Linked DNA regions of Homo sapiens: all the other regions are linked to region 3. A link is a contact called in ENCODE Hi-C or POLR2A ChIA-PET data. All regions are on one chromosome and are shown on one strand. Each heading gives the region's core, a stretch centred on a gene start or an enhancer-like site at or near the end of the contact. The rest is flanking DNA. Distances are from core to core; before and after follow the strand shown.

What was found. Hi-C counts contacts between places; a loop is a spot of excess contacts on that map. ChIA-PET counts read pairs that join two places held with the same protein, here RNA polymerase II (POLR2A). Pooled maps may share reads with other maps.
Region 1: a map of endothelial cell of hepatic sinusoid shows a loop between it and region 3 (4-fold over the local background). The contact joins the enhancer-like site here to the promoter of ARHGAP23 in region 3. A Hi-C loop is called at or near these places in 4 of 168 maps with a recorded cell type or tissue (aorta, endothelial cell of hepatic sinusoid, gastrocnemius medialis and 1 more), 2 of 37 single-sample maps with no recorded cell type and 2 of 50 pooled maps. POLR2A ChIA-PET finds 5 or more read pairs at or near these places in 3 of 52 experiments (BJ, HEK293T and activated CD8-positive, alpha-beta memory T cell).
Region 2: a loop to region 3 is called in a pooled map, with 5 times the contacts of the local background. The contact joins the promoter of PSMB3 here to the promoter of ARHGAP23 in region 3. A Hi-C loop is called at or near these places in 4 of 50 pooled maps. POLR2A ChIA-PET finds 5 or more read pairs at or near these places in 2 of 52 experiments (H1 and HEK293).

Annotation. Positions count from the first base shown.
Region 1 is chr17:38,683,529-38,687,421 of GRCh38, forward strand. No RefSeq gene overlaps it. Among named protein-coding and RNA genes, the nearest start is that of EPOP, 11 kb to the left of the region's middle. Within about 2 kb of position 2,132, at least 6 of the 41 ENCODE cell types and tissues checked have a DNase peak (open chromatin) inside an H3K27ac peak, as active enhancers do.
Region 2 is chr17:38,750,666-38,754,097 of GRCh38, forward strand. PSMB3 (proteasome 20S subunit beta 3) reads left to right here and starts at 2,076. Exons shown (of 6, transcript NM_002795.4): 1 at 2,076-2,164; 2 at 2,485-2,669. The coding sequence starts at 2,162. It overlaps TRN-GTT2-5 (tRNA-Asn (anticodon GTT) 2-5), which reads right to left and starts at 1,189; the gene lies at 1,116-1,189. LOC100287808 (a long non-coding RNA gene) reads left to right here. Exons shown (of 1, transcript NR_149004.1): 1 at 1-1,087.
Region 3 is chr17:38,426,954-38,430,494 of GRCh38, forward strand. It overlaps ARHGAP23 (Rho GTPase activating protein 23), which reads left to right and starts at 1,511. Exons shown (of 24, transcript NM_001199417.2): 1 at 1,511-1,595. The coding sequence starts at 1,533. RefSeq lists enhancers at 1,675-2,584, 2,585-3,492.

The DNA.
Region 1 (3,893 bases), core at 882-3,381, 260 kb after region 3:
GGAAGTTGCAGAGAGCTGAGATAGTGCCACTGCACTCCAGCCTGGGAAATAGAGCAAAACTCCGTCTCAAAAAAAAAAAAAAAAAAAAAATTAGCACAAAATATACAGAACATATTTATTTATACTAAAAAACTTACTTATTGTTTATCTATAATTCAGATTTGACAGTGTTTTATCTGGCAACTCTATGTGCCAGGTGCTATTCTAGCACTGGGGACACAGCAGCAAGACAGACAACCCCCACCTCAAGGAGTTTGTATTCTAGTAGATTCGGGAAGCCAGCTAATGCACAGGCAAATAATATTCCTTCTGAAGATATTGTGAGGATTAAAGAAGAAACCTAGCCTAGGCGAGGTGGCTCATGCCTGTAATCCCAGCACTTTGAGAGACAAAGGAAAGAGGATCACTTGAGTCCAACAAGAGTTCAAGACCAGCCTGAGCAGCAACATAGCAAGACCCCATCTCTGCAAAAAGTGTAAAAATTAGCTGGGCATGGTGGTGCATGCCTGTGCCCCCAGCTACTTGGGAGGCTGGGACAGGAAGATCCCTTAATCCCAAAAGTTTGAGGATGCAGTGAGCTTTGGTCACACCACTGCACTCTAGCCTGGGTGACAGAGCAAGACCCTGTCTCAAAAAAAAAAAATAATTATTATCCATAGGTAAGAAAAAACATGGCCGGGCGCCGTGGATCACTCCTGTAATCTCAGCACTTTGGGAAGCCAAGGTGAGCAGATCATTTGAGGTCAGGAGTTCAAGACCAGCCTGGCCAACATGGTGAAACCCATCTCTACTAAAAATACAAAAATTAGCCGGGCTCGGTGGCGGGCACCTGTAATCCCAGCTACTCGGGAGGCTGAGGCAGGAGAATTGCTTGAACCCAGGAGGCGGAGGTTACAGTGAGCCGTGATCACGCCATTGCACTCCAGCATGGGTGACAGAGCAAGACTCCGTCTCGGGAAAAAAATAAAAAATAAAAAATGAGAAACTCACGTATTAATGCTTGGTGCATAGAAGTTCATGATCAATGTAAGTGCCTTTGGCAGTAGCTTAGGCTGCCTTTTCCCTTTCCTCCTTTCTTTCCTTGTCCCATCCCTCTCCGCATTCACTTAGGAACTATTCCAGACTTGCCTCCTCCTGCAGTACTTCCTCCATATGACCATGGTTAATTCATTCATTTATTTACCTCACAGTTACTGAGCACCCACCATGTAGCAAGCCCCAGGCCAGGCCCTGGGGACTCAGAGATGCTGGAGACGCAGTCTGGTGGGGGAGATGGACATTACAAGCTGATCTAAGAAGTAGCAATAGAGGGATGATCATGGTCCTGGAATCTTAGAGGAGGATGACCCTAGAGGAAGAGGAAGGAGGTCTTTTCAGAGAACGTAATCTTCCTCCTATGTCTACAGGCTGAACAGGAGTATACAAAGGAGGCAGGGCTGGGCATGGTGGCTCATGCCTGTAATCCCAGCACTTTGGGAGGCCAAGGCAGATGGATCACCTGAGGTCACCTCAGATCACCTGAGACCAGCCTGTCAACATGGTGAAACACCATCTTTACTAAAAATACAAAAATTAGCCATGTGTGGTGGTGCATGCCTGTAGTCCCAGCTATGCAGGAGGCTGAGGCAGGAGAATCACTTTGAACCTGGGAGGTGGGAGTTGCCGTGAGCCGAGATTGCACCACTGCAGTCCAGCCTGGGCGACAGAATGAGAGACTCCATCTCAACAAAAAGAAAAAGAAAAAAAAACAAAGGAGGCAGGAGAGAAGAGAGAAGAATTCCACCTGCAGAGGAATATGAGCAAGGAACCAAGGCAAGCAAGTGCCTGCCCCATGTGCTGCCAACTTCCAGCCATCAGCGTACCACCCCTCTGTTAAGTAGCAGGGTGCCCTGGCCTTGGCCTTTCTCATCCACCTTCCTAGAGTCATCTCATCTCCCTTGCACAGCCAATCACTCTCGCCATCAGGAGGTCTCTCCCATTAAAAAGCTAAATCTTCCTTGACCCCAGAGGCTACAGCCCTATCCCTTTCTTCCCTTCACAGCCAAGCTCCCCCGAGAGCTGTCTACGCACGTAGCCTTCCTTTTCTCACTTCCCACTTGCTCCCCAACCCGCTTCCATCTGCTTCCACCCTCGCCCGCCACCGGAATAGCTCTTGCTGAAGTCTCGGTGGCCTCCATCTCATCGAAACTGGCAGGCACTTGTCAGCCTCCCTGACCTCTCCGGGCAGCCCGCTTGGCTGGCCACTTCCTCCTCCGAGACATTTCCAGTCCCCTTCTTTCTGGACACCAAGCTCCCTTGCTGTCCTGCCTCTGGGGCTGCTTCCTCTTGCTTTTCAGTGCAGGCTCACTCTCCCCTTTTCAGCCCAAAATGTCGGGGCTCCTCAAGGCTTTGTCCAGAACTCTCTTCTCTCTCCAGACACTCTTCCCTGCTCACTTTGCAGTCAGCATTGGAGCCCCGGGGTTCAGCCTGGCCCTTTCCTCTCAGGTCTGGCCCAGACACCACACTGCCCACTCAGTCCACCTCGGACATTTCAAAAGCCCCTCAAACTCAGCCATCCCAAACCATCAGCACCCACTCCACCCCCTCTTCCCAGGAAACCTATCCTGAGGTGTGGCTCCCCCATCTATTCACTTCCACAGCCAGAAACCCAGTCCTCATCCCGACACCTCCAGCCCTCCAAGTCAATGCCTCAGCAAGACTCATCATACCCCACAGTCATCTTTCCAAAGCCACAAATCTGACTGTTACGCCCGTATTCAAAACCTTTTTTCTTTTCTTTTTGAGACAGGGTCTCACTCTGTCACCCAGGCTGGAGTGCAGTGGCACAGTCACAGCTCACTGTAGCCTCAACTTCCTGGGCTCAACTGATCCTCCCACCTCAGCCTCCCAAGTAGCTGGGACTACAGGTATGTGCCACCACACCCAGCTAATTTTTAAAATTTTTTGGGGGGCCAGGCCCGGTGGCTCACACCTGTAATCCCAACACTCTGGGAGGCTGAGGCGGGCGGATCACCTGAAGTTGGGAGTTCGAGACCAGCCTGACCAACATGGAGAAACCCCATCTCTACTAAAAATACAAAATTAGCCAGGTGTGGTGGCAGGTCCCTGTAATCCCAGCTACTCAGGAGGCTGAGGCAGGAGAATCTCTTGAACCTGGGAGGCGGAGTTGCCAGGAGCCAAGATCGTGCCATTGCACTCCAGCCTGGGCAACAAGGGCGAAACTCTGTCTCAAAAAAAAAAAGTTTTTGTAGAGTCGGGGTCTCACCATGTTGCCCAGTCTGGTCTTGGGCCAGCTGGTGAGCAAATGTGGTCCCAGCTACTTGAGAGGCCAAGGTGAAAGGATCGCTTGAGCCCAGGAGTTCGAGATCCATCTCTACAAAAAAACAAAAATCTGTTAATGGTTTCCTACTGCTTTCAGGAGAAAGACCAGACTTTTTTTAATTTTCTTTTTGAGATGGAGTCACACTCTGCTGCCCAGGCTGGAGTGCAGTGGCACGATCTCGGCTCACTGCAACCTCCATTTCCCAGGTTCAAGTGATTCTCCTGCCTCAGCCTCCTGAGTAGCTGGGATTACAGTTGTGCGCCACCACACCCAGCTAATTTTTGTCTTTTTAGTAGAGAAGAGGTTTCACCATGTTGGCCACGCTGGTCTCAAACTCCTGACCTCAAGTAATCTGCCCACCTTGGCCTCCCAAACTGCTGGGATTACAGGCGTGAGCCACCAAGCCCAGCCTAAAAGACTAAACTCTTAATTTGGCTCACAGGTAGTGTTACTTAACTCTAGCAATGCCACACACAGGTCTTCTTAGGGAAGGGGACAGTTCCCTTGCCTCTTCCTTCAGCCACTCATGTCTTCTTTAGGCCTAAAGCAATAAGCTCCTTCCTCTCTTTCC
Region 2 (3,432 bases), core at 826-3,325, 320 kb after region 3:
GTGTGAGCTCCCGCTAAGGGTGGGTGAGTACTGGGGTGGGCTTCCAGAAGAGGCCTCCTTTGAGCCGAATCTGCAGAGACCAAGTGTCTATGAGAACTGCTCAAGAGTGCTTTGCACATTCTCCTCCACAAAGGTCGAGGCTCCCACTGCGCCCAGGAATGCGCCTCGTCAGACATTAGGCGCCCCTTGATTTTGTGTTTGCATCTCACGCGGTCCTCTAGCTGACAAGTGCATCAGAAGAGTCACAGTGGCTGTCACAAGCCAGAGACTCGCAGAGGACAGGAACGCGGGAAATCTAGGCAATTACCTCCAGCATATACCAAGAGCTATTGCGAGGATCAGATCCCTTTAAAAATGGTGACGAGACAGGAGAGGGCGGCTCCTCTAGAGCTTTCCGGAACGTCTTTACCTCTGTGTCCTTTATACCTTTTATCTCCCCCAAACAAGGTCCTTAGTCAGTTTCTCCTTCTATTTCCCCATCTTCCTCCCCCACCTCCCTGTGTAGTTCTAGGGGGAAAAAATGTGTTGTTTTCCTTTTTTTCTGATGCTTCTAATATTAAATGCGTCTATTTTCCCACTCTCCATTGTCTTGAGGTCTTCCCCTACCCACCCTGCCTAGTTCTGTCACGTCCCTTCTTTCCCTGTATCACAACAATGTTCTCCCTTTCTCACCTTTGTTTCTCTTCATACTTGTTTCTCTCTCTGTGTCTCTCTCATTCTCTTCCCTTCCAAATGTAGTATTTGGAGACTGTAATATCGATTGAGGCAGACAATAGAAAACTGTCGAACCTCCACTGTAAATTCATTCTTAATCCTATGAAAAAATGCATCCTGAAACGTGTTGCATGCACAGTGAGACAAAAACCTGTGTCTTTAGGTTTCCTGCGATCTAGCTTGGAGGCGGGTTGGGGGGGTGTGGAGGGAAGTGCTGGAGAAATTATCCCATTATTGACTGAGCAGCAAAGAATTTTCAAGAACAGTGATTCTCCTAGAAAAAGTATTGCTGCTGCCATTTCAATGCAAAATTTGGCTTTTGAGTAAAAGGCTTAGGTTTTTATCTTCCGGGGAGAAAAAAAAAACCCAAAAGACAAAAAAAAAAAAAAAAAAGGTCATAGCGTCCCTGGGTGGGCTCGAACCACCAACCTTTCGGTTAACAGCCGAACGCGCTAACCGATTGCGCCACAGAGACCGAGTCGACTACCGGCGTAGTAGTGAGCCGAGTCAATGGGAGCGAGCCTGGACGGCGCAGACGCCGTAAGAGATGCCGCCATCGGGCGAAATAAGTGGAACCCGGGGGAGAAAGGGAAGGATCCTGATGGGGGAGGGAGGCGAAAGAGCTTGGGAGGAGAGGACGCGGGACGTGCACGCCCTTCCTCCATTGGAACGGCGAGAGGTCGACTCTGGCTATCCTCAGGTTCTACCTCAAACGTGGAGAGGCGCGGAACGTCCCTTTTTAGGGTGACCTGAGATTGAGGATACGTGAAGTCGGGCCGCAGGAAGTCCCCCAAATCAGAACAAGCTTCGGCTTCCAAACTCCCTTTCACAGCTGAACCCCTGCAGCCGCAAAATACCCGCGACGCCTACACGCGACGCCTTCCCCTTCCCACCTGCATCATTAAATTTCCATTTAATGGGCGCCTCCTATATACTAGGCACTGTTGTGGGCCAGTGAATATTCCGAGCCTAGGCAAGTGCCTGGTACACAGTAAACGCAGGATTTCTGGAGTGAATAAATAAGCTAGCACGACTAATACGACGAACTCATACATCACGTTGATAAGCGTCACGGTGCCCCTTCAGCTGGGGCCGCAGCTTCCTAAACCCAGTTTCACCAGCCCACGTGCGCGCAGGCTCCGCCCCCAGTCCCTGAGGTCCCGAGTCCAGGTCCGCCGAGATCCCACTATGCACCGTGTCGCAAGTCTCTTCCGCAGCCACAGTGACTTTTCACTTCCGCTTTTCCCGCCTCCGTTTTGACTTTGCAACCAAACTACCTGTACTGGTGACCGACAGGGACGTGTGACCAATAGAAAGCCCAGATGTCCAGGAAGAGTCCGCCTATCAGCCAATGAAGAGACAGCAGTGAGAGCGGTTGCGCAGTGAAGGCTAGACCCGGTTTACTGGAATTGCTCTGGCGATCGAGGGATCCTAGTACACCGCAATCATGGTGAGATGGGGAGTTAAAGCAAAGGGGCATGGGGAAGGATTGAGAAGCGGAGGGGGTCAGGAGAGGCTTGGGGACGAAAAGGGCCTAGGGTCGATGGAAGGAAGCGGTTTCAGTTCGAGGGGAGCGGGCCCCGGTGAGGACCAAGAGGGTGAGTGCGGCTCATTGCCGCCACACAGTGCTCATCCCAGCTGGAGAACCAGGGGTTCAGACGCCTCCGGAATGGAGAACGGGCGTACAGGAGCCTCCGCATCAGGAGCTGGGCCGGGGGCTGTGGCAGCGTTTGACCCCCCGCGCTGACCCCTCCGCTCTGTCTGTCCTAGTCTATTATGTCCTATAACGGAGGGGCCGTCATGGCCATGAAGGGGAAGAACTGTGTGGCCATCGCTGCAGACAGGCGCTTCGGGATCCAGGCCCAGATGGTGACCACGGACTTCCAGAAGATCTTTCCCATGGGTGACCGGCTGTACATCGGTCTGGCCGGGCTCGCCACTGACGTCCAGACAGTGTAAGTTTCAAGGGTCCCCGCCCACACCCAGGCCTCTTCTTGGACCATCCAACCCCGGCGTCTTGACCGGCCAAGGTGTCAGTCATCTACCACACACCACCAGTGAGTTTGAGACTTTGCCGCCTCCAAAAAACATGTCCTTCCCTTTCTTTTTTTTTTTTTTAGACAGGGACTTGCTCTGTCACCCAGGCTGGAGCTCAGTGGCATGATCTCAGCTCACTGCAACCTCCACCTCCCAGGCTCAAGCGATTCTCGTGCCTCAGCCTCCTAAGTAGCTGGGACTACAGGCGCGCACCACCATGCCTGGCTAATTTTTGTATTTTTAGTAGAGACAGGGTTTCACCATGTTGGCCAGGCTAGTTTCGAACTCCTGACCTCAAGTGATCCACCTGCCTCAGCCTCCCAAAGTGCTGGGATTACAGGCATGAGCCACCACACCTGGCCTGACTTTGATTTTGACAACAATTTTGAGCAGACAAGACAAGCCCAATAGAAACATCTTGCAAGCAGTTGGGGTTTTGTTATTACATCTCAGGGTTGGGGAAGCATTGGCAATGTGCCAAATCTATGGGAGCAGATTCTGGAGAGACAAAGTCTGTAGGGAGGGAAATAATGAGCGGCAGTTTGAGAGCTGAACGTTACATTTAGCAGTGAGGGGCGAAGAGAAGCCAGAGAAGAATAAGAGAGGAAAAGAACGGTGATAGGTTTTCAGGAGGGAATACGTGGTCACAGGGGGCAGGTCCTGCAGGGTACTGGTGCCTGA
Region 3 (3,541 bases), core at 261-2,760:
CAGCAGGCAGAGCTGGCCTTCCCGCTTTCACTGCCTCCTCTCTCCAAGTCCTATTTTATCCTCCGCCTTCTTTTCTACATAATCTGGGAAAAGGAATATGGAAGCCCCTTAAACTGAAAAAGTCATGGGAAAGAGGTAAGCATAAGCTGGAGGAAGTAAGAAGCAGGAAGAATGGGAGTTAGATAGTAGAAAGAATTTTCTAGCTATTTTCTAATAATGAAGGACAAGGCCAGGCATGGTGGCTCACGCCTATAATCCCAGCACTTTGGGAGGCTGAGGCAGGCGAATATCACTTGAGGTCAGGAGTTTGAGACCAGCCTGGCCATCCTGGTGAAACCTCATCTCTACCAAAGTACAAAAGTTAGGTGGGCGGTGTGGCATGGGCCTGTAGTCCCAGCTACCTGGGGAGGCTGAGGTGGGAGGATCACTTGAACCTGGGGGCAGAGGTTTCAGTGAGCCTAGATTGTGCCACTGTACTCCAGCATGGGTGACAGAGTGAGACCCTGCCGAAAAAAAAAAAAGGAAAAGAAAGACAGAAGGACTGTCCCTCCCTGGACTGTCAGGGGATGGGCTGGAGGGGGTCCTTCTGGGGGACAAGGAAAGAAGCTGGCTCAGGACCAGGGCATCTCTTTAGGCCCAGCTCAGAGTGAAGCCAGGAAGGGTGGCTGTGGGGTGCTGGTGATTGGGAGCCTCTGCTGTCACTGCTGTTCACTGCAGAGCAGGACTGTGGGCTGGCCCCATGGCCTGAGCCCCAGGACTGGCTGGGTGGGGGTCCGAAGGGCTGGGGCACCTGCCAGCCTCTCTTCTATGCTCGACTCCCCCTCCTCTCTGGGATCCTGGGCTGAGACTCTGGCTGGGAGGGGCTTACCCTACACTGAGGGGCACCCCGTCTCCCCACCCCCTGCACTAAATCTTCCCTTGTGTCTCAATGTCTAGGGGTCTCTAAAGGGAAGGGGGCCTCTAAGCCTTTTTCTGTCTTCCCCCCTTTCTGATCCTGGGTCTCCTCATCTTTGTTTCTGACTTTCTCTGCCTCTCTCTGCGCTGTCTCTATCTTGTCTCTGCCTTTCTCATGCTTTCTGGGTCTCTGGATCTCTGTTTCTGACCATCTCTGGCTGGCTGTTTCTCTTTGCTTCCCTCTCCCTCCCTCCCTATCCCCGTGCTAGTTCTGGGTTCGGTGCCCTTGTCCTCTTTCCTGGGCCTGGATGGCCCTCTATCTGGGCCGGTCCCTTAGAGGCCGGGCAAGCGTCTCCTGGAGACCGCCTCTCTTCGCCAGGCTGGGCTCTGACGTCCAGCTCTCAGGCAGCGCTCGCCTCTGCCTCAGCCCGGTTGCAGGTCTGTGGCCCTTGAGCGAGGCCGCCGGGGCACCCAGAAGGGAGCGCGGGGTGGGTGGTGGGAAGGGGGAGGGGCGAGGGGGCGGACCCCGGGGGGGGCCCCCCCACACCGCGCTCGGCCCCGCCCCCGGCCCCGCCCCTCCCGGGTCCCTGCCGGCGCCCCCAGCCGTGCCCCGGCCGCAGAGCCGCCGCTGCCACCCGATGAATGGAGTCGCCTTCTGCCTGGTCGGGATCCCGCCCCGCCCGGAGCCCCGGCCCCCACAGGTGAGGGTGCTGGGCCAGGGAAGTGGGCGGGGCCGGTAGCTGCTGGGGAGCGGGCTGCCAAGCCAGGGTCGCTGCGACCCCGCTCGCCCTGCACAGCCTGGGGCGCACGGTGGGCGCGGGCACCGCGGGCACCGCTGCGGGGAGATTCAGCTGGTGGCAGGCCCGGGAGGGGGCCCGAGCAAGAGCTGTCCGGGGTAGAGGGGTGGGAAGGACGGAAGCAGGCAAGGGGTCGGGACGGGCACGGGGCTGTCAGGACAGGGGGCACAGACCCAGGTGGCGGTGCCAGGCCCCCAGCGGCTGGGCAGCGGGGGCGGGAGGCCCGCGGCTTTTGTTCGGGTTTTTCAGGCGGGGCGCCTGCCGCCGTTTCCTCTGCCCGAGTTTTCGTTTTCCGTTGGCGAGGCCCCGGCACAGCTGGAGGGAGAGGGGGTGGGGGAGGGGGTTCCCGGAGCGGGACGTCCTCCACTAAGGCGTCCGGACACCCCCTCCCCGCGCCACACTCGCCCCCTGCCGGGTCGGACTGCGGGACGGGTTGCCAGGCGCGGTTCCGCCGCCCTCCTGGATCCTGGGGAAGTTCTAGACACAGGCCCAGGACCCCGGGCTCTGCCGGCGAGGCTGCCCTCCCCTCTGCCCTCTCCGACCGGCTGTGGGTGGGTCAGAGCGCGGGGTGCCAGGGGCATTACTCAGCGCTGGGCTGCTCTGCCTGGGTTCTTTCATCTGCCAGCTGCTGAGGCTGGGGAGGGGCCAGCAGGGGCCTCCCAGCCCCATCCCCCCATCAGGGCCATTCCCTTACCTCTGAGCCTGGCTGCCCGCCCTGCAGGAGCCCCCCAGCAGGCCTCCCTGCTCCTAAGTTGAAGGGTTGAACACTGTCAGGCCAACAGTTTCCCTGAGCTCGGAAAAGAAATTCCCCGGGGTCCAGGTTGAGGTCAAGGCCAGGGCTGAGGCCTGTTCCTCTTTAGACAGGGCTGAAAGACTTGGGGACCCTCCTCCCCAGCTTTCCCGGCAGTGTTGAAGGTGGGATCTGGTGCTTGCAACTCTTTTGGAGACTGGTGTGTTCCTTGGTTGCTGGATGTGTGTTCAGTTCTCCCTCAATCTGCATCTCTCCCCGACTCCCTTCAGCCAAAGTGTGTTTCCTAATTATGAACTTGAAATTCAGGATGGACGGGGGGTGGGGGTGGAGGTCATGAATCCAAGCATGAGTCCCTTGGATTCAATCCCCCACCAGCAACACATACTTCATCTCTATCCCCTGCACCCCTCTCTGTCTCCACCCCAACCCTGCGGCCTAGCTGGGGGTGAGTGGCTTTTGATCCCATGTGGTTCTCCCCTCTGCCAGGGCAACAGACCCCATTCCCCAAAGTGACAGCTCTCACTGCCATGTGCTCCTTGGCATGCGATTTGAATCTCGATTATATAACCAGTCATTTCGCCTCCAAAGGCAGCCCAAAGGCCCCCGGCCCCAGCGGCTTCTTCCACTTGCCCACAGTGTGGTTGGGTCCACCCCAAGGTGGCTGGGAATTCCAAGATCCTGCATCTGAGGACCTGACCTCTTCTTGGGAACCATGGGAGCAGTAAATCCTCTACATTCAGTGCTGGATTCAAAGGCCTCAATAATAATAAACAGGAAGAATGGGAGTGGGCAGGGTAGGTGTTGGTGTCCCATTTCACAGAGAGGGTCTGAGCCTATGTAGTGACAGTGCCCAGGCAAGAACCCAGGACACTTGAGGGTAGTCAGGGCACAAGATGAAGCTTGGGGAGGAAAGCTGTTAGGAAGGTGTCTGACTACGGGAATAGGTCAGGCTTGTGTGGATCCCAGCCCAAGCAGAGAAGGACTGGGTGGGGGGAAGAGGCCCTGTGCTTGTGCCCCTCTCCTCGGGCTGACCCTGGCTCACGGGGAAGAAGTGCAGCATTCTTGGCATGGATGGGAGTGGGGGTGAGGGAGGGTGCTG